Regions from separate parts of the Homo sapiens genome. Here regions 2 and 3 are each linked to region 1. A link is a loop called in an ENCODE intact Hi-C map of the cell type or tissue named here. Cell type or tissue: endothelial cell of umbilical vein. All regions are shown on one strand.

The links. Hi-C counts contacts between places; a loop is a spot of excess contacts. Peaks named below come from ENCODE experiments on the same cell type or tissue, not always from the same donor. Only the 100,000 strongest peaks of a DNase experiment are listed, where the experiment ranks them.
Region 2: a loop joins it to region 1, with 15 times the contacts of the local background. A loop is called at or near these places in 72 of 110 quality-filtered maps.
Region 3: it touches region 1 in a loop (19-fold over the local background); 3 of 110 quality-filtered maps call a loop at or near these places.

What each region holds. Positions count from the first base shown.
Region 1 is chr5:108,257,335-108,265,334 of GRCh38, forward strand. The region is part of intron 4 of FBXL17 (F-box and leucine rich repeat protein 17); the gene reads right to left. Among named protein-coding and RNA genes, the nearest start is that of FBXL17, 120 kb to the right of the region's middle. In endothelial cell of umbilical vein, a CTCF peak has its summit at 3,417 (motif pointing right); DNase peaks (open chromatin) are centred at 2,187 and 3,417; H3K4me3 peaks cover 185 bases; H3K27ac peaks cover 311 bases.
Region 2 is chr5:108,341,444-108,349,443 of GRCh38, forward strand. FBXL17 (F-box and leucine rich repeat protein 17) reads right to left here. Exons shown (of 9, transcript NM_001163315.3): 4 at 6,956-7,087. Among named protein-coding and RNA genes, the nearest start is that of FBXL17, 37 kb to the right of the region's middle. In endothelial cell of umbilical vein, a CTCF peak has its summit at 4,341 (motif pointing left); a DNase peak (open chromatin) is centred at 4,288.
Region 3 is chr5:108,474,557-108,482,556 of GRCh38, forward strand. All of the region lies in intron 2 of LOC105379114 (a long non-coding RNA gene), which reads left to right. Among named protein-coding and RNA genes, the nearest start is that of FBXL17, 96 kb to the left of the region's middle. In endothelial cell of umbilical vein, no CTCF peak of the experiment used is centred here; no DNase peak of the experiment used is centred here.

The DNA.
Region 1 (8,000 bases):
ATTTAATGATAACAAAGGACTTGGATAAAATATTCCATAAGCATACATCCACCATGATGAAACACAGAATTGATTAAATCTTACCAAGGCCGTAAATGACAAAGGGAGGATCTTTAGGGTAAATACTGAGAACAAATGAGCGAGAGTCATTTGAGCTCCAAAGTTCAGGAAGAGTAGCAAAGGAAGATAATAATTATCATTATTATTAACTGAATAATTTCTATTTATCAGGTGCTATCTCATGTAATCCTCATTGTCAGCAGCTGTGATGTAATCTTGTCCACTTTACAGATGAGAAACAGAGGCAGTGACTAAATCCTTTCCAGGTTCACAGATACTAAAGTGGCAGAACCAAGAAACCAGGAATTCTCATGCCAAAATATGTGCCCAGGTGGACTCAGTCACGACCTGATAATGTCTTCCATAAGGATTTAAATGGGCAAAATGATCTTAAATTGTTCACATACATATTGTATTATAATTTTTTTGAAAGAAAGACCTGTTGGTACCTGGACCGAGGAACTAAGAGTAATCCTATGACGTTGTGTATGCTTTGTTAAAGGTAGCAGAAAAATTATGTTTGCATCAACCTGCATCTCCCCAGACCAGTCATACCTTGATCTCAAAGACTGATCACATTAAGGATGCTGAGGCAGGCGTGCCAGCAACTGTGGGGATGCAAATTACATCACAAGGTTATGATACATAGAGCATACTATAAACTGAATTGTGCCGCTCCAAAATTCTTACATTAAAGCCCTAACTCCCTAACTCCAGACTGTATCTGGAGATAGGGTCTTTGGAATGTAATTAAGATTAAGTAAGGTCATAATGGTGGGGCCATGATTCAACAGGGCCGTGGCTTTAGAAGCTCTCTCTGCTATGTGATGACATAGCAAGAAAGCAGTCATCTGAAAGCCAGAAGAGTGCCCTCACCAGAAATCAAACCCTGCCAGACCTTGATCTTGGACTTTTTATCCTCCAGAGTTCTGAGAAAATAAATTTCTGTTGTTTAGGCCACCCAGTCTATGGTATTTCATTATGGCAGCCTTAGCAGACGAATATGAAACATGAACTTAAAAGGAACAAAGTTAGTTTTCTTCTTCTTTCTACCCTTTCATATGTTGGGGTAAAAAAACAGGTACGAAAGAAGCACTCAGTTGTTGAAAAGAAAAATAATGTGAGATTCCTAGAAGTAGAATAGGTTCAAAGAAAAAAATACAAAATTTCTGTTTGTTATTCATTAAGGAGATTAAGTTGCATATGAAGACCAGAGTTGGGTCAAAAAACCTGGGCTCTAAGGAGGCTCAGTCTCTTATTAGGTAGATGCCCACTGGCCAAGTCATTTAACCTTTCCATTTCCTCAGTTTAATTAAGGAAGTCAGGATAAATGGCCTTTAACATTTTTTTTTTTTTTTTTTTTGCTAAAACACTCTAGGATCTTACAATCTAGCTGGTGGAAAGCTAGTCAACAGAAGAGTATACCCAGGATATATTGCTGAAGTGATAACACACAGAGAATTTAAAAGAAATTCCAAATTAGATCTGAGAAACCAATAGAAAAACTAAACATAATAAACATAATAGATAAAGCTAGACATAATAAAAGCTGTAATATGCTTTATCCAGGGCCCTCATATTTCCAAGGCAGTCTATAGATCATAGTGAAAGCAATTATACAATTTCCATTTAAATAACAAGTGTCTGTGCGTTAAAAGTGGCAGGTTTTTTCTCCCTTGAACAATAAGTCTTCGGCGACTATCAGCTATTTTCAAAGCACAATTAGAATTGAAGAAAAGACAGCACAAACAATACTGTTTTTCAAGCTATGAGAATCAGGAATTGAAGAGATCTGATATAAGAGGAAATCAGGTACAAAGAAACTATGTTGGTTAAAAATATATATACCACAATCCATAAAAAATGTCTATCGATATGGGATATGATGGTTTTGTGGAAATCTTTGACTTAAAAGTTCTAAAAAGCTAAAACTATGAAGCTCATTTTATTATGAAAACTGAAATTGAGAATTGATTTCAAAGCATTCAGAGGATTCCAATGTTTTAAAAACATAATGTATCCTCAATGTAGCTGTAGTGAGGCAGACAGAGAGCCCTGGAAGTAAAGTTGTTTACATTCCTGACCTGCCAGCTGCTGGCTGTACTATCAGGTCTAACACACTTAACCTCTCTTAGCCTTTTAGTTTCACCCACACAGCCTCAGTTAGAAATGAATATGACTAATGGGGCTTTGTGAAAGGGCTTTGTAAAAATGTTGCTTGAAAAAAATTCGAGAACTTCTAAAGAAGTCCAAGACATTTTCTCAGTGTCAAAGATGTGACAATATGAGATGTAAGACACATAAAGCAAAACGAAAAGCAAAAGGAAGTCCCAAGGCAAAAGAATCACATAAGGATAGAGAGGGTATCTAAAAGGAATTTTTTTCAATAGCTGTCAAAATAAAAATTTAAATACGTGAAAGCAAGCAATAGATTATTATTTTTAAATTTACCTACTTGGCACTAACGGTTTTTAAAACCTAGGCTAAGTTGAAATGTGCAGTTATCTATAAGGTAATATATTTTATTGTTCCTATCAGGATGGTAAACTCTGTCCACTACTGGCTTCCTCTACAAAAATCAATACTGGAGAAACTAGCTTAGTGAGAGAAATAGTTATAAGAAACTTAAAAAAAAAAAACAAAAAAAAAACCTATGTACGTTGAAGTCAGGATGCTGCAGCCTAATTTGGGAGGAAACCGGTTGTTGGAAAACTTTTCCATGCTACTCTTGCCTCTCTTATAAAGATAGGTAAAGCATACATCTTCACCACGGCATGGGCATTGGACAGGAGAGGACTAGTTGTTAATGTCAGCATTAACAATTAGTAATATGGGGCAGCTTAAGGACTCTTGTGAAGTGAAGGTGAAAACCATAGGTAGTGAAGAGGCAAGGGGTGATCAGAGTGATTGGGAGATTGGGTGGTTCCTATAGTTCTCTGCCAAATAACAATGACCAGAGGCTGGTCATCCGCCCTTCCCAATTCACATTACCACACAGGGTAGCTATATCCAGGAAATAAGAATTGATCTAAAAATCAACTAATAAAAACATCTACCTATTAAAGAAATACAACTATCTAAACATGTAACATAATGGGCTTCCCCTTTCAGTAGGCATAGGAAAGGGAGGAAACGGCAAAACCATGCCAGGCAACATCGTATTACAAGGAGGGAAGAAGAGAACGGGTTCCTATACCCCTACATTTCTCCCAGACCGATCATTCCAATCAGGCCCACAAAATGAGAGACAACTAATCAAGAGATTCTTGGAATTGCTGCCACTGTCTTGGAGCTCACAAAAGGAAACTGTATTGTGCCTGTGGAACTTTAAGCCAGAGGAGCAGAGGAGGCAATGGCCACTAGATGGCACCAAACTACAGCCAGGACCAAGAAAGATTCCGCTCTGTGCCCAACTCCCAGGACTTTTGCACAAGTTTGCTATAGTCATTTCACCAATATCGGTATCACACAGTCTCGCATTTTACATAACTGAAAAATCTGCGATCCCCTGATTGTCTTGTGTAGAGGTTGTATGTGCTGAAGCAGAATTATTGAAATACATGCCAATAATTCAAAATAAACATGATATAGCTAAGGCACTAAGGAAAGATAGCAATGTGAAGTATGAATAAGAAATCATTAAAAATAATGTTAAGTATTAGTAAAAAAAAATATTAAAATACAATAGAGATAAACAGTAGGATAAATACAGTTATAGGATAAATTGTTGATTTAGAAAATCAAACTGTGGTCCTTCCTAAAAGACAATAGAAAATAATAATATAAAACAACATGAAAGAAAAGGCAAGGAACAGAAGCAGTTATGTGAACATCCAGATAACAGGAGGCTCAGAAAAAAATGGTGAGAAGAGGGAGGTTGACAGACCAAAAAAAGCTTGAAAGGATAATTAAAATAAATGTTACAGAACTAAAAAAGAAAGATCAAAGATCTCAGAATGGAAAAATTAATAGGACAAATAAACCCATACCATGGCATATTATGGGTATGGTTAAATTTTAGAACAAAAAGATAAAATTTCTAAATCTTCCAGAAAGAAAGAAGATAAACTTTGGAAAATGAGTAAAAGAATATAATATATTTTTTAAGTATTGAAGAAAACAATTTTGACTCTAGAATTTTACATCAAGCCACACTGTCACACAAAGATGAGTACACAATAGAAATGCTTTAGGCATACAAGGCCACAGAAGGTTTGCCCATAAAGACCCAAACTAAACACATTCTAGAGAAAGTATTCAAATAAAAAACAAAATCAGGAAGATGATGCAAATATACAGGATAGAAGGGTTACCCAACATTTTACCTGTTATTGTCTTAAAAACTAACATAAACTAAACACAAGCTTAAAAAAAAGAAAAAAACAAAGAGCACCCACAACTGAGAACTAAAATGCTAAACAATATTAAGAAGAACAAGCAGCACAGAAATAATAAAGTGAATAAATCAACAAAATTCCAAACAAAAATGTAATAGGGAAGATTTTTAAAACGTTACTTTCCTGAAGACCAAACATATTAATAAATATTTATAAACCTTTCTCAAGATTCACCAAACTTAGGGATGAGATGGGGAGATGGGGGGGATGGGACAAAGCAGCAAAATACAGAATGAAAAGGGAGAATACAAAGTGATACATATTTTATTTATTTATTTATTTATTTATTTATTTATTTTTTTTGAGACAGAGTCTCGCTCTGTCGCCCAGGCTGGAGTGCAGTGGCACGGTCTTGGCTCACTGCAAGCTCCGCCTCCCGGGTTCACGCCATTCTCCTGCCTCGGCCTCCCAAATAGCTAGGACTACAGGTGCCCACCACCACGCCCAGCTAATTTTTTTGTATTTTTAGTAGAGGCGGGGTTTCACCATGTTAGCCAGGATGGTCTCGATCTCCTGACCTCATGATCCACCCACCTTGGCCTCCCAAAGATAAATATATATTTTTAAAGTGTTGTAAGTATAGGCTAATAATTTGGAAATCTACATAAAATGGAAGAAAGTCCCAGAAAATATATACATCAAAATTGTCAAAAGAAATAGAGACCTTGAATATGCCAAAAATTATGAAATAATTTGGAAGGTACTCAAAGCATCCCTCTCAAAAAGCCAATGGTCTACGTGATTTTTTACAAGTGGGATTTAAGAAACATTAATGACTTCCTAATGCAAGCTGTTATAGCAAATAGGAAGAGTGTAAAACTATACAGCTCATTATAGGAGGCTACTGGAATCTTGATTCCAAAATGAGACAATATACGAGAAGAAAATATGGGCCCACTTCACTTAGGAATTAGATGGGAAAAAACAAGCAACAACAACAAAAACCACCATCAAAAAAAAGAGCTAAATAAATCCAATACTTTATTAAAATACAATTGTCATGAAGTGTTCTGGAATGTAAACTTAGTTCAGCAGTATCTATGACTAGCTCAATTAATAGAGGGAAAGCATGTGATAACCATTACTACCTATTTATAATTTTTAAAAGTGTTAAATTATACAGTGAAGGGAACTTCCTTAAGTTGGTAAAGGTTATACAAGGATACTGTTCAATCTGAACTTAGCTGAAAACCTGCTAGTGGAACTCAGTGACAAAATTAATTCAAATAAATTTTCAGTTTTTAATTTTCCTCACCATCTCAGTTCTCATTACTCACTACCCAAAACTCGTGAACCATATATAACCAATTAATTGAGAATCTTGCTACACCAACTCCCCATCTGATTTCAGGCCCCAAGTAATCTTAGCAAAGAATACCTGCATGAACACTACACTTAATGGAGGGTCTGCATCTCCTTTAAAATCAGGAACAAAAGAGACTACTATCAACACGACTCAAACACAGTTGTAGAGGTCTTGGACAAAATTAAATTGAAAATAAAATAAAATTTGTAACGACTGGATAGAAAGAAAAAAACTATCATTATTTTTAGATGATATAAATATCCACCTAGGAAAAAAACAATAAAATGTTTAAAACTGCAGTACAAGGGAATTCAGTGAAGTTGCCAAATAAAAGAGTTCTTATCCTGGAGTCTATAAACCCTAATGGGTCCATAAATTTGGATGGAAAAATAATTACATGTTTACATTCAATGAAATACTTCTATTTACTTTCCCTAAACTTTATTACATTTTTACTTTCACTAATCTCTATTCAGCATTTCTATTATAAATACAGTCAAGAAACCACAGTTGTCAGCAATAAAAATCAAAGGTGTTTCCACATCACATTATATTTGTTGCAGACATCTTAAAAAAGCATTAATGTTCATTATTTCAAAATTATAATTAGTCAATATTATTTAATACATAAAAAACACATCTATGTATTTTCACATTATCCTGAAAAAGTTCCCATAGAATTGCTGCATTTCAAAGTGTCCAGGAAACTTCACTCCAAAAACCCATGATATGGGAGAAAGAGAAAATTATCCTTATTAGAACAAACTACCCAATATGATCAGCAAATTTCATTCTTAATGTGAAGTATTTGCTTCTTTTAAAGAATCTCTACTTTATGCCGGGTGCAGTGGCTCACGCCTGTAATCCCAGCACTTTGGGAGGCCGAGGCGGGTAGATCACGAGGTCAGGAGTTCGAGACCAACCTGGCCAATGCTGGTGAAACCCCATCTCTACTAAAAATACAAAAATTATCTGGGCATCATGACACACAACTGTAGTCCTAGCTACTCAGGAAGCTGGGGGAGGAGAACTGCTGGAACCCAGGAGGTGGAGGTGGCAGTGAGCTTAGATCACGCCACAGCACTCCAGCCTGGGCGACAGAGTGAGACTCTTTCTCAAAAAAAAAAAAAAAAAAAAAAAAAAATCTCTACTTTAAACGTCTCTTTTGAATGAAATCATTTGGTCCTAACTGATTCAGAAAGACAACAGGTACTGTTGTACCAGTGTAGCATCTATAAGTTAAGAGCACCCAAAACACTGAAAGAGTTAGGTGCTCTGTCCCAAGTGGTCAAAAGATAAAGAGAACCAACAAAGGAACTAAATTATTTAAACTGGCCAAAAAAGAGAGAGTAGGTAAAAATAGTCAACTTTATAAATCATTATATAAAGTAGGATAACAGGATGGTTCCTGTCTCTATACTAGCTCTTTTATACTATTTCAATTTTTTAAATGTACAGGTATAAGTAGGCTTAAAATGAAAATAGATTTCAATTAAAAATAAATTAAAATTTTCTGACCTTGAAATAAATGAATTAGGAAGTATTCAGAATTTTCATCTAGAAACCTTTCTAAATACATCTCCAGTTGTTGAAAAAGATCAGAGTGCAAAGATGAGATCAGCTCTCTTAAGCCTTGCCAGCTTTATTGGCCCATGACAATAACTTCAGTTGAATAAATCTTAGTATGAAAGTGCCAATTATAACTCTTCTAATTTCAGTGAAAGAATAAACCGGTCAATTACTTTCGACTTCCTTAGTTTATATTTCCTAATGCTATCTAGTATCAGTAAACATGAAAAAAATCATGTTTTTTAAATTATATCATTATAGTGACAGTTGATAGTTTTTAAATTTTTATTGGCATTGTCATAGGTCAAAAGCCCTATTTCTTTTATCTGTGATCCATCCTCTATATTAAAAGATTATATGAATTAATATTGTCAAGAATACAAAAATCTTTAAAAGAAGCAACAGAATAATTTATAAGTTTTGCTTTAATCAATGATTTATCTACATTTAAAAGTTTTCTCTTGTTTTCATAGACACTGATTATTTCATTGTCCTTTTAGTTGCTTTGATTATATGACTAACCTGAGGCAGCTGTTACTTCATTTTCTGAAATACTTTATCAGTCATTCTACCTAATCGGATAGAACTATCTGCACTGATCTTCTGCACTAATCTTCAGGAAAAAAAAATTCAATTTGACATTTAAAGATATTAATACAATTCTTAAA
Region 2 (8,000 bases), 84 kb after region 1:
CTTTATTAATTCAAGCAGCAGCAGCAAATTTAATAAAATGTTAACAACTGTCAATTTATGGGTGACAGGCATACAGCTGTTATTACTCCTTTTTGTATTCTATATTTTTCTTAATTTCTCAAAATAGATAAATAAAACAAGAATTAAAATCTGATCACATTTCACACTTGCTAAAATCTCATGCTATAGTTCTTATTACCTAGAGACTTTCAAATTTCACAGCATGACACTGAAAAAAATTTAACAACCTGGTCCTTTCTTTCTTTTCCAGACCAAATATGAATACTTCCCTACTACCTAGCCTATCAACCTAGTGGCACTGTAACACTCACCACTTATTAAGCATTCCCCATATTTTTCTGATGTTTTATCTTTGTTAACGCTCTTTTCCATTAGTGCAATTACCTTACCCTAAAATATGTCTGCTTGCATATTCATCACATCACTACATGTAATTCAAAACTTAGTTCAAATGTCACTTACTATTTATAGGATTTTCAGATTCCTTTCTTATCCCTCACATAAGAATAACTATTTTTGCAATTGGTGTTTCTATAGCACTATCATGAGACCAGGATCTTCTCTCTTTGGCAGTATAACTCTTGTTTAATTCTTCGACACCTCTCACAGTGCCTGGCACATAGTAACTGTTCAAATGTTAATGGAACTGAATGAACATCTGAAACAAGTGTTAAGGAACAGAGTACAGAGTTATCAGTTCATGAATTCATTAAAATTGCCATTAAATCTTCTGGACAAAAATCAAATGGTACTAGCTTCTGAATCAAAATATCACAAAAATGTAAAACACTATGTCTGTAATACAGAGAAATTTTGTATAAAATACTGCAATTCTATTATTAATTATATTCATATTCAAATAGGATTAAGATTAACACTAAATACTAGCTTTCCTCTTTGATAATTTCAGGAATTTTCCTAGAAAAATTTTTAAATACACTTCTGCTGGTACTTGCAGCTTCTCCTGAAATCAATTATCATCCTAAAAAATGATTTTCTACTCATGCTAATAATTAACTTCTTCCTTTGATGTCTCACAGCACTGGTCCATAAGTGTTTTCAAGGGAGATAATGTCTTTTGGAAGTTGCTACTTGGTTCAAACGTGTGTGGATTAGCATTACAGGTAATGTATCCATGCAATCCAAAGGGCTAGAGAAGAGAAGTTTGGGAATCTTAACAGATCTGGGTTAGAATTTTGACTTTGACACCCACCTGTTGTTAACTTCTTTATGCCTCAATTACCTCACTGGTAAAATTGGATAAAAATAGCTACCTCATGTGGTAGTTATGAGGATTAATTATATAAAACAGCATAGTACCTGGTATATTAAAAATACTCAATAAAAGATAACTTGTATCAAACATTTTCTATTACCAGCAAATGATAGCAAAATCCTGAGATGTAGTTGCTATGGTCTAAAGGTTTGTGTACCCCCAAAACCCATATGTTGAAATCCTAACCTCCAAGATGATAGTATTAGGAAGTGGGATCTTTGGGGAGTGATTAAATCATGAGGGCAGAGCCCTAATATATGGGATTAGTACCTTTATAAAATAGAACACAGGGAGCTTGTTTGCCTTTCTACCATGTGAGGATACAGGGAGAAGGTGTCTATAAACTAGAAAGCAAGCCCTCACCAAACACCAAACCTGCCAGTGCCTTAATCTTGGACTTGTCAGCCTCCAGATCTGTGACAAACACATGTCTGTTGTTTGTAAGTTATCCAGTTTATAGTATTTTGGTACAGCAACCCAAGTGGACAAAGACAACAATAAGATGATGTTCAATATCTTTAGATCACCTCTTTAGAATGCCACATTCAAATATTACTGTTCACTGGAAACTACCATTCTGGGTTTAAGTAAATGCCCCATCCATTAAGAGGGGAAAGAACACTGAAGGCGAGTATATACTCTGGATGATTTGGGAGGCTCAAGTGAGTACTTAACCCTTTGTACAAAATCCCTCAAAAATGTAAATTATTTATGTCTGGTATTACAATTAAACTCACTTCACAAGGAGTATTTGAGAAATAAGACATCAAGATTATAGGAGGGGAACTAAGGGTGCGGACAACCAATCTCCTTAATATATTAACTCATATATAAACCCATTAATTTATTAACTCTATGGTGAACAGTAAGAGTCAGGAAATGGAAGCTTTCACATAATGCTGAATTAACTACTGCTATTTAAACTGTGACACAAATGTTTATCTTATATACTACTCTAGTTGATTATCAACATGGCTACCAATTTTTTCACCTAACTGCTACAACAGCCTCAAATCACAGCAAAGAGAAAAAAAAATTAAACTGTCAGTGGCTAACAGGTAAAAACAGACTAGGTGATATTAGACATTGATACAGCCCAATTCAAATTAGTAAACTGCAGAAAGCAAATAATAGGCTTCACTATCCTCTCCTGATAGGAGAGGAAAAAAACCTTTATTGAAGCTTTCTTGTGTTTTGTGGCAATGAAACTCATTTGGCGCTTTACCTCTTAATCTCATTTAGTCTGATCCTCAATAGAACATGTATGAAGTAGTATTGTATCCTTTCTGCAAGGAAGGAAAACAAAGTGCAAAAATTAAGATAACTAAAGCAAGTCACATGAGTAAGAAACAGCAGGATCAAGGTTTTAACTGAGTTCAGTGCAACTCAAAAATGGCGTTTGCCTCCATCTCCCCTTAAAATGCTTTCAGCCTAGGGGGTCGGGGGGGAAAGCCTGGAGAGGTGAATTTGATCCTACATCATTCATGTAAGCCTCCAAAGGATGAAATTTAAAACAAGATTGTTACAGCAGCAGTCAAAGGACTCTAAGAGAAGTCACAGAATTATAAAACTAGTAAAATATCAACTAAGAGACTGAAAAGTAAACAGTCACAATTAACTTTCAGGAAATCAACTTTCCATTTCCCTATAATCATTTCCCTATAACTTTCTGAAATCTATTCATAGTATTACTATTTTCTTGAGAATTGAGTAATCTATAATAGTTTACAGCCTAATTATTCAGAGTAGAAAATGTAAAAAATAGGCCAAACACACACATAACGCATACAGATCTACATCAAAAATACTCTGACATAGGGCATAGCACAGAAGCTATTTTTAGAATAACTCATAAAATTCCAGTAGTTTAAAACACTGGCCTATATAACAAATGGCAGGTAATCTATCCGACCTCATCGTTTTACAATGGAATAAAAAGCCACCCAAAGAGGTTCTCTGTCCAAAAAGTAGAGAAGCAGAATCTGGTACAGGGAAATTAAAGAAGCACAGGAAATATACTTAACTGAGGTTTCTAGATAATGACTATATGCTCAAACTAAATATGACTTAAAAATAGCTTTGTGGCATGCACTATACAAAAGTGATATAAAACCTATCACTAGAAGAAACAGACACATACAATATGCTAGACCCTCACTACAGCTATACTCCTCAAATCTATGTGTATAGTCGACACAAGAGTTTTACAGCAAATGCAAACTATACCTATGTAGGTACATGACACCTGTCTCACTCAAAAATAACTGAAACAGAACTCAAAGAATTCTCTTTTGGGAAAATTCTACATCTAAGGCCGGGCACGGTGGCTCACACCTGTAATCCCAGCACTTTGGGAGGCCGAGGTGGGCGGATCATGAGGTCAGGAGTTCGAGACCAGCCTGACCAACATGGTGAAACGCCATCTCTACTAAAAATACAAAAAAAAATTAGCTGGGCATGGTGGCTTGCACCTGTAATCCTAGCTACTCAGGAGGCTGAGGCAGGAGAATTGCTTGAACCTGGGAAGAGGAAGTTGCAGTGAGCTGAGATTGTGCCATTGCACTCCAGCCTGGGTTACAGAGCAAAACTCCATCTCAAAAAGAAAAAAAAAAGAAAAAAAAATTGTACATCTAAGTCCTCAGTTCTCTGCTTCACCATAACTCATTTATGGCAAATCATTGTCCTCACTTTCCACATGAATAAAACTTCTCCCTCATAAACACAGGAATCCTTCCCCTTTTCTAAAGTTTATCTTACTTAAACTAGTGCCACAAATAAAAATGTTCTACTATCTTACTACTTTGTGTAAAATGGTAAGTTCATCCTGTGGCATTCTAGATACAATTATTTTAAATAACTTAAGAAGAAATTTTCCCATTAAGGTCACATAAAGAACAAAAATGTAAAATAAACCACAACATCAGCAGAAACCATCAGCAGAAACTTATAGAGGCATTACATCCTTATAGTTACATCAAGGACATAAAAGCTATGTCACAGAAATATACAAAGACAATGCTGCCATCTAAAGGCCAAGATATAATATGAAAAGATGTATGTATACTCAAATACTACCAAAATAGCTTGATATTTTAAGTCAGCAAAGTTTATATGAAAACTATGCTATGATTATTTTTAGACTCTGCAATTAAGCTATAATACTCTTTTTGAGAATATTCAGTTTATTAAGAGAATTAGCAAAATAATTTGACTGATTATCAGTATTTGTCAAAGCATAGTTGAAATTCTTTTGGCATTCTTTCTGACAGTGTTCTCTGTACGTACCTGTATTAGTTGCTAACTTAAAATATTTGTTGTTACATTACTAAGAATAGGTGTCAAAGTAAAAACATCCTAATTACTTAAAGCTATGGCTTCGCAAGTATTTAAATATTTCTCTTTATTTCATAAATTTTAAAAATACAAACTTCCTATAGGAGGTTAGTTATCAATATCTCAATTATCCAATAAAGAGTTCAAATTATTCTAAATTTCCTTTTGTAATAAACTTAAATGGGAAGAACTGTAGTGAATTAGCCTTTAAGACTTAGCAAAATTACCTCAAATTTCCAATGAAATGAAAATGTTAAATAAAAAAAAATACAAAACTGATGCCCTTAGCATTTACGTATATAACATATTTTTAATGTACCAAAATACTAGAAAAAAACTAATGTGAACATAACAAAAACCTTAAAAACATAAACAGTTGCTTTCTTTGGGAAACCATTGGCTAAAAATTGTTTGATTGCCAATAAAACTATTTCTTTATGTTTACTCAACAAGAAAAATAAAAGTCAACAAATATCCTACTGCTTGAGAAACAGAAAACTTCTAAATTGAGATCACCATCCTTTAATTTACCTTGGATGTAAAGTGAAAACCAAAAGTTAGGTAACAAATACAGTTGTGATGCCATAAAAACTACTATGTTTTACATATCTCCTGTAAGTCAGACTTCGTACTAGACAACTTAAAGATACAGTGTCATTTAATCGTCAAAACTATAACTAGCAAATAGACAGATATCAATAACTTCATTTACAAATGAGGTGTAAAGAACTCAAGTAACTTTCCCAGGGTCACTATGCAAGTGAGTGGATACCAATATTCAAAAATTCAGTCTAACACAGACCTAACTTCTCTTTACAAAATCCTACTGTCTCAAGAATGACTATTACATAAAAATTATTAAATGTTATGAACTCCAAGGGGCAATAAAAAGATCTCTTCATTTTTGAAATACAACTAAAAAAGCAAGTCTTCTTTGTAGTATACTACACATTCAGGACTACCCTGACAACATTTTCAAATACAGACATGCATTGCTTAATGACAGGAAAATGTTATGAGAAATGTGTCATTAGGTAATTTTGTCATTGTGTGAACATCACAGAATGTACTTACACAAACCTAGAGCATACAGAAAGCCCTGGGCCATATGGTATAGCTTTTATTGCCCCTAAGCTGCAAAGCTGAACAGCATGTCACTGTAATGAATACTGCAGGCAACTGTAATACAATGGTATTTCTGTATCTAAACATAGAAAAGGCAAAAATACAGTATAATAATCTTACAGGACCACTACTGTATATGCTATCCACTGTTAACCCAAACATTGTTATATGGCCCATGACTGTATGTACGCTATTTTTCAATTTTAAGAACTCCTACTGGTGCATCCTAGTGACAACTTTTTCTTTTAACTGATATGATGTACCTATCATATAAAAACATAAATGCTTTGGAATATTATTCAGCCATAAAACATAATAAAGCTCTGATACATGATAAACACGAATGAGCCTTGAAAACATCATGCTGAGACACCAGAAACAAGACCACGTATCACGTGATTCCATTTATACAAAATATCTAGACTAGGAAAACCCATAGAGATAGAAAGTAGATTAGCAGTTGCCAGGGACTAGAAGAAGGGTAAAATGGGGAGGGATAGCTAATGGGCACAGGATTTTTTTAGGGGTAATGAAAATATTCAAAAATTAGACATTGGTAATGACTGCACAACATGGTAAATATACTAAAAACCGATGAGTTGTACACTTTAAAAGGGTGAAATGTATTTTATGTGAATTATCTCTCAAAAAAAATTGTAAGATTTTTAAGCACAATATATTAAATGTGTCTGCATTACCCATGTATGTGCTTAAAATATAAAATCTATGTAATTGCCCTATTATATGCTCTAACTTATTGAATCCCATTTTTTATGATACTAAGTAAAAGACTCTATTTTACAAGAGTACATTTTTCTGGACAATAAAAAAAATTCTAACTGTCTAGAATTATTATAATCCCTAGAGATATCAGAAAGAACTACACAACCACAGACTTATGTTTGGCAAACAAATTTGATTTTTCCAATTTACCAGTATTAGTTCACTGTCCACATTTAGAAAAGATGCATTGGCACATGCTAATGAGGGATTTTTAACATGCAAGTACCACACACAAACACCATCTATTCAGTTAAAAGATCAATTTATAAAATCATCACTTTAAAAGGATTTTTGCTTTTGATTAAGTAGTATTTGAACCATCACAAGAAAATAAGCAGAAAAAATTATAAATAAACTTGAAAGAATTCGAAGGTTAGGAACAAAATGAACAATACAAGGATGATAACAAGTACTTACTAATTTGTTTTCCTGCATGTATATCCTTTGTAATTTCAGACAGCCCTTAGCTATGACGATCATGCCTTCATCTGAGATCTTGTAACACTGGCCGAAATGAATATCTTTGAGTTCTCTGCATTTTGAGCCCAGCTGTAAACAAACAGATTTAGCTGAATGCTCAAAAAATAACAAAGGCAACATATTTCAAGTGAGATTTTCATATAATTTTTTGAAAATAACCACGTCAGAGTTAAATATTTATGTTACTTGTAAAATAAGATAGAATGTAAGCAATCCATAACTTAAAACAGTACTGTATAAACATTTTTAACCTTCTAATTTACCCCCGTTTCAACCAACTCACATTACAAGCCCTCCAAGGTATGTATATTCCTTAACAGTTCAAAATTACATATCTATTACTCCAGTATATATATTTTTAAAGACAGGGTCTCACTGTGTCGCCCAGGCTAGAGTGCAGTGGCTCAATCATGGCTCACTGCAGCCTCAACCTCCTGGGCTAAAGAGATCCTCTTACCTCAGCCTCCTGAGTAGCTGGGAGTACAGGTGTGTGCCACCACACCTGGCTACTTTTTAAATTTTGTTGTAGAGCTAGGGTCTCGCTATGTTACCCAGACTAGTCTCAAACTCCTGGCCTCGAGCAATCCTCCCACCTCAGCCTCCCAAAGTCCTGGGATTACAGGTGTGAGCCACTGCACCCAGCCTCTCTTGAGTCTTAATAGTGAGGAAAAAAATATAATGCTTAAAGGAATAAATTATGGTGTATTCATAAAACTGAATATTATACAACCACTACAATTGGAAGAAACATTTGACAAAAATGTATGTAAGTTTTTATAGTATAATCCAATTTTATAAAGAAATTATGCATATTTAAATACATACATGTGTATTTGTGCACAGAAAAGGGACTGAAATACATACCAAGGTGTTCACAGTGGTTAATTCTGATTAGCGCATGAGTGAGTTTTTATTCCCTTCTGCCTATGAATCTTCTCTAATTTTTTTAATAAACATTGCTTTTGTAAGAAAAAAAAACTTC
Region 3 (8,000 bases), 220 kb after region 1:
ACTGGGGTCCTATCTTTAGCCTCCTTAAATGGAGTAACTGTCAGCCAAGAATTTTGTATCCAGAAAAACTATGTTTCATAAATGAAGAAGAAATAAAGTCTTTTTCAGACAAGAAAAATTCTGAGGGAATTTGTCACTACCAGATTATCCCTACAAAAAAATGCTGAAAGGAGTTCTAAATCTTGAAACAAAAGCTGGATATGCACCATAATAGAACCTCTTGAAAGCATAAAGACTCACAGGGCCTGTAAAACAATAATAATGAAAAAACAGAGTGTCTAGGTAACAACATGATGACTGGAACAGTACCTCACATCTCAATATTAAACATTGAATATATATGGTCTAAATGCTCCACTCAAAAGATACAAATTGGCAGAACAGATTAAAAAGTCACAAACCAAATATCTGCCATCTTCAAGAGACTCATCTAACATATAAGGATTCTTATCGACTCAAGGTAAAGGAGTTAAAAAAAAAGATAGTCTATGCAAATGGAAACCAAAAGTGAGAAGGCATATACTATTCTTATACCAGATAAAACAGAGTTTAAAGCAACAACAGTAAAAAAAGACAAAGTCACTATGTAATGATAAAAGTATAAATCCAACAAGAAGATATTACAGTCCTAAATATGTATGCATTTAACTCTGGCATTCCCAGATTCATAAAACAATTACTACTAGACCTAAGAAAAGAGATAGACAGCAACACAATAATAGTGGGGGACTTCAACACTCCACTGACAGCACTAAACAGAGATCATCAAGGCAGAAAGTCAATAAAGAAACATTGCACTTAAACTGCACTCTAGAACAAATGGACCTAATGATATTTACAGAACATTCTACCCAAGAACTGCAAAATATACGTTCTCATTAGTACATGAAACAGTCTGCAAGATAGACATATCATAGGTCTCAAAATAAAGTCAATAAATTTTTAAAAATCCAAATTATATCAAGTATATTCTCAGAACACAGTGGAATAAAACTAGAAACCAACTCCAAAAGGAATAGTCAAAACAATACAAATACATGGAAATTAATCTGCTCCGGAATGATTTTGGGGTTAACAATGAGATCAAGATGAAAATTTAAAAATTCTTTGAAATGAATAATAGTGCCATAAGTTATCAAAACCTCTGGGAAACAGCAAAAGCAATGTAAGAGGAAAATTTATAGTGCTAAATGCCTAGATCAAAAAGTCTGCAAAGTCACAAATTGACCACCTAACACACACCTCAAGGAACTAGAGAAATAAGAACAAACCAAACCCAAAGCTAGTAGAAACAAATAACAAAGAACAGAGAAAAACTAAATGCAATTAAACATAAAAACAATATAAAAGATCAATGAAACAAAAAGTTGGTTCTTTGAAAAGATAAAAAAAATCAATAGACCATTAGCTAGATTAATCAAGAAGAGAGAAGATTTAAACAAGCCGTTAGAAATGAAAATGGAGACATTACAATGACACCACAGAAGTACAAAAGATCAAAAGAAATACAGAAGATTTGAGGCTGCTATAAATACTTCTATGCACACAAACTAAAAAATCTAGAGGAAATGGATAAATTCCTGGAAACATACAACCCTCCTAGCTTGAATCAGGAAGAAATAGAAATCCTGAACAGACCAATAGCAAACAGTGAGATTGAATCGGTAATAAAACAATTTCCAGCAACAAAACAAGCCCAGTGCAAATGGATTCACAGTGAATTCTACCAAAGAAGAATTGGTACTAATCCTACTGAAACTATTCCAAAAGGTTGAGAAAGAGGGAATCCTCCCTAACACATTCTATCAAACCAGTATCACCCAGATACCAAAGCCAGGAAAGTACATAACAAAGAAAAGGAAAACTACAGACCGATGTTCCTGATGAACATAGATGCAAAAATCCTCAACAAAATACTAGCAAGCCAAATCAAACAGCACATCAAAAAGATAATTCAAGTCAGGTGCAGTGGCTCACACCTGTAACCCCAGCACTTTGGAAGGCCAAGGCAGGAGGATTGCTTGAGCTCAGGAGTTCAAAACTAGCCTGAGCAACATGGTGAAACCCCATCTCTACAAAAAAAAATATAAAAATTAGATGCATGTGGTGGTGCTCACCTACAGTCCCAGTTACTCAGGAGGCTGAGGTGGGAAGATTGCTTGAGCCCAAGAGGTCAAGGCTGCAGTGATCCATGATTGTGCCACTGTACTCCAGCCTAGGTGACAGAGCAAGACCCTTTCTCAACAACTAACAACAATAATAATAATAGTAATTCACCATGATCAAGTGGGTTTCGCCCCAGGGATGCAGGGATGGTTCAACATATGCAAGTCAATAAATGTAATTCATCGCATAAACAGAATTAAAAACAAAACCCACATGATCATCTCAACAGATGGAGAAAAACATTCAGTGAAATTCAGCATTACTTTATGATAAAAACCCTCAACAAACTAGGTATAGAAGGAATATACCTCAAAATAATGAAAGCCATCTATGACAAACTCACAGCCAACATCATACTGAATAGGGAAAAGCTAAAAGCATCCCCTCTAAGAACTGGAACAACACAATGATGCCCACTTTCACCACTTGTATTCAACATAATCTGGAAGTCCTAGCCAGAGCAGTTAGGCAAGAGAAAGAAATAAAGGGCATCCAAATTGGAAAACGAGAAGTCAAACCATCTCTGTTTGCCAATGTTATGATCGTATACCTAGAAAACCCTAAAGTCTCCTCCAAAAGGCTGCTATATTTGATAAATGAATTCATTAAAGTCTTAAGTTACAAAATCAATGCACACAAATTAGCAGTACTGCTATACACCACCAACAACCAAGCTGAGAATCAAATAAAGAACTCAATCCCTTTTACAACAGCAATAAAAAAACAAAATACCTAGGAACATAATTAAACAAGGAGATGAAAGATCTCTACAAGGAGAAGTACAAAACGCTACTGAAAGAAATCATAGATGATACAAACAAATGGAAATACATCGTGTGCTCATGGATTGAAAGAATCAATTTCATGAAAATGATCATACTGCCCAAAGCAATCTACAGATTCAATGCAATTCGTATCAAAATACCAACATCATTTTTCAAACAATTAGAAAAAAATCCTAAAATTCATATAGAAACACAAAAGAGCCTGAATATCCAAAGTCATCTTAAGCAAAAAGGACAAATCTGGAGGCATCACATTACCTGACTTCATACTATAAGGCTATAGTAACCAAAACAGCATGATACTGGTATAAAAGTAGTTACATAGGGCCGGGTGCAGTGGCTCACACCTGTAATCCCAGCACTTTGGGAGGCCGAGGTGGGCGGATCATGAGGTCAGGAGATCGAGACCATCCTGACTAACATAGTGAAACTCCATCTCTACTAAAATACAAAAATTAGCTGGGCATGGTGGCATGTGCCAATAATCCCAGCTCTGTAATACCAGCTACTCAGGAAGCTGAGGCAGGAGAATCCCTTGAACCAGGGAGTCAGAGGTTGCAGTGAGCCAAGATCACGCCACAGCACTCCAGCCTGGTGACAGAGCGAGACTCCGTCTCAAAAAAATAAATATAAATAAGTAAATAAATAAAAATAAAAATAGTTACATAGATCAGAACAGAATAGAGAACCTAGAAAGAAAGCCAAATACTTAAAACCAATTGATCTTTGACAAAGCATACAGAAACATAAGTTGGGGAAAGGACACCCTATTCAGTAAATGGTGCTGGGAAAACTGGATAGCGACATGTAGAAGAATGAAACTGGATTGCTGTCTCTCACCATACCAAAAATTAATTCAAAATGGATTAAGATTTAAATCTTAAGACCTGAAACCATAAAAATTCTAGAAGAAAACCTAGGAAAAACTCTTCTGGATATTGGCCTAGGCAAAGAAATTATAACTAATATCCCAAAAGCAAATGCAATAAAAATAAAAATCAATAAATGGGACCTAATTAAATGAAAAAACCTTCTGCACAACAAAAGAAATAATCATCAGAGTAAACACACACCCCACAGAATGGGACAAAATATTTGCAAAGTATGCTTTCAACAAAGGACTAACATCCAGAATCTATAAGGAACTCAAACAAATCAGCAAGGAAAAACACAAATAATTCATCAAAATGTGAGTAAATGACATGAATAGACATTTCTCAAAAGAAGACATCCAAATGGCCAATAAACATGTGAAGGAAAATACTCAACATCACATATCACCAAGGAAATGCAAATTAAAGCCACAATGAGATGCCTCCTTACCCCAGCCAGAATGACCATTATTAAAAAATCAAAAAACAACAGATATTGGTATGGATGTGGTGAAAAGGGAATACTTATACACTGCTGATGGAAATGTAAATTAGTACAATCTCTATGGTAAACAGTGTGGAGATTTTTCAAAGAACTAAAAGTAGATCTACCATTTAATCCATCAATCCCACTGTTGGGTATCTACCCACAGAGAAAGAAGTTGCTATATTAAAAAGACACATGCCTGTGTCTGTTTGTCACAGCACAATTCATAGTTGTAATAATATGGAACCAGCCTAAGTGCCCATCAACTGATGAGTGGATAAAGAAAATGTGGTATATATAAACCATGGAATACTACTTAACCATAAAAAAGAATGAAATAATGTCCTTTGCAACAGTTTGGATGGAGCTAGAGGCCATTATTCTAAGTGAAGTAACTCGGGGATAGAAAACTAAATACAGTATTTCTTATAAGTGGGAGCTAAGCTATGGGTATGCAAAGGCATAAAGAGTGGGATAATGGACATTGGAGACTCATGCTACTTTATATTAGTATCCATCCCATCCCTGTCAGCTAGCATCCACTGATCTTTTCTCTATCTCTATAGTTGTATCATTTGGAGAATGGTATATAAATTTAACCTTACAGTATTTAACCATTTGAGGTTGGCATTTTCACTAAGCAAAATAGCCTGGAGATCTATCCAGGTTGTTTATTATACAAGTTTATTCTTTTTATTGCTGAGTGGTATTCCATTGTATGAATGTATCAGAGTTTAACTATTCACCCATTGAAGGATATTGGGTTGTTTTCAATCTCGGCAGCTGCAAATAAAACTGCTGTGAACATTCATGAACAGGTTTTTGTGTGAACATAAATTTTCATGTCAGATGAATGCCAAAGAGTGTGACAGCTGGGTCATATGGCAAATGCATGTTTACTTTTAAGAGAAACTGCTAAGTTATTTTCCAGAGTGGTTGTACCATTTTACATTCTACCAGTAGTGTATGAGTGATAAAGTTTCTCCTCATCTTACCCAGTATTTGGTATTATCACCTTTTTTTATTTTAGCCATTCTGATAGATGTGTAATGATCTATCATTGTGGTTTTAATTTGCATTTTCCTAATAGCTAATGTTGTTGAACTTGTTTTCATGTGCTTATTTGTTATTCCTATTTCATTCTTGGTAAAATGTCTCTTCATATCTTTTGCCCATTTTCTAATTGGATCATTTGTTTATTTTGCTTTTGTGATTTGAGAGTTCTTTATATTCTAGATAAAATTCCTTGTTGGGTATGTGGTTTGCAACTGTTTTCTCTAGTCTGAACACTGTTCTTTCATCTTCTTAACAGGGCTTTCACAGAGCAAAAGTTTTAATTTTTGATAAAATGAAGTTTATCAAATTTTCCTTTAGGGTTTTATTGACTTTTAAATGCTCATATATTGAGGAAATTAGTTCTATGACTGTCAGATGTATTGGAAATATTTTTCCAATTTATGTTACTTTGTTTCATATAAAAATTATTCTTTCTGTTGCATAAATCATCATCATTTTAATGTATTACTTGTTTTGTGCTATGATTTTCCTAAACCTTCTCCTTCTTAAAATTTTCTTCTCCTTTGGCTTCTGTAATATGCACCCAGATTTTGTTCAGCTGCCCCAAAATCTAAGACTTTACAAAAACATTTCAGTTATTGACATCTTAATACAAATTTTTTTTTTGCTCTACATTTTTTTTCCAACCGATCTCACAACTTTATCTGCCACTTCTAGCTTTGACTTGTATTTCTAACTCCAGACTGATGGGACATTTACATATGATTATCCTTCTAACACCTCAAAGTCAAATGTCCCCTCAAAAAATTATTTTTCTCTCCCCTTTGGTTATGATTATCCAATCGTCCTAGGTAAGAAACTGTAGCATCATGCTAACCTTTTATATTTGTCTTATAAACACATCAGTAGTCACAAATTCCTACTAGTTTTATTTTAGAAAATCTTCTCCATGGTTCAGATGTCAGTCGTCACTAATTTGAGATGTTATAGTTGCCTTCTAAACAGTGTTCTGGTGTTCTCTTTCAGCCGATTATATTCATTATCATCAGTGTTGTCTCTCTGGGACATAGTCCAAATATGTCATTCTCCTGCTCATAATCCTACAATAAAAGAGGAAAGTAAAAGGATATAATATTAAAGATAAAAATTATATGGAACTGTGGGTAGATAAGAGAATAAAAATTTTATAGAAGTATATTATTTGCAACTCTATGACAATATATTAAAAAATCTGGAAGAAATGGATGCTTTCCTAGAAAAATATAAATTATCAAAATGGAATAAATAGAAAACCTGAATAGATCAGTAATCATGGAAGAAATGGAGAAGATAGACCATTTGCAGAGGGACCAGGCCTAGTCTTATTTGCTATAGAGGGAAAAGAAATGAATACAAACTTTCAACCTACAGTAAATTTACAGCCTACTAAATAGGTTTCAAAACCAACATAAACAGGTTCCACTTAATAGATTGGGCCAGGCAAAGCAAGGGAGTGAGACTGGGCAATTTCATTCTTGTTTCTTTCGAATTAATGACCTTTTAAATTTTTTTCCAAACAAAATCCTTTGCGTATAGAAACATCAAACAGAAACAGAGTGTTTGTGGGGGTAGATTTTTTTTTTCCTCATTTTTGTACTCTAGAAGCCTCCAGATGGCAGCATTTTACTTTGGAAGATGTTCAGTGCTTGCAGTTCATCTCCTGCTTTTTAATTCATAACGGCACCTGAGTCAGGCTGTCAACAGGCGGAGGGGACGGGAGACAAGGTGGTAGATGTGTTTCAAGATATTCTTACCTTTCACACTCTTCTCTGATTTACCATCCACAGAGATCCTCCGTAAATTGGCAGTTGAGGTAAGCACTTTCCCTACAGTCAATATAAAAACAGGCATTTTATTCCAGCTGCCTTTGTACCACCCCACAAAAATTAAACAGCTGATTTTTGTCTTCCTGACATACCATTTGCACAAAAACAATTTTTGTTTTTCATCCTGAAAATTAGGTAGTAAAGAGTCAATGTTACAAAATTGCAATAACATGGCCGGGCGCAGTGGCTCACGCCTATAATCCCAGCACTTTGGGGGCTAAGGTGGGCGGATCACAAGGTCAGGAGTTTGAGACCATCCTGACCAACATGGTGAAACCTCTTCTCTACTGAAAATACAAAAAGTAGCCAGGTGTGGTGGCACGCACCTGTAGTCCCAGCTACCTGGGAGGCTGAGGCAGGAGAATCACTTGAACCCACGAGGCAGAGGTTGCAGTGAGCTGAGATCACACCACTGCACTCCAGCCTGGGCAGCAGAGCAAGACTCCATCTCAAAAAAATAAATAAATAAATAAATTGTAATAACATTGGCCCTTGCCTAAATTGCTGAAATGTCCTACTTCTTGCCTCTGTAGAGCCTCTTCTCCAAAGTGCATATCATGTCACTCTCCTATTCCCAGCCTATGCCTTCTCATCACCACTAAAGTAAACCCAACCTCCATAAAACGATCTGCAAGGCCCTATAGGATCTGGCCCTCTCCACTTCCCTGACCTCATCTTCTACCATACTCCCTCTTCTCTGCTTACTTGGTTCTAGCCACCATGGTCTTGATGTTTTTTTAACACAATGAGCATGTCCCACCTGGGACCTTTGCACGTCTCTATTGTCTCTCTGATTTTTGCATAGTTT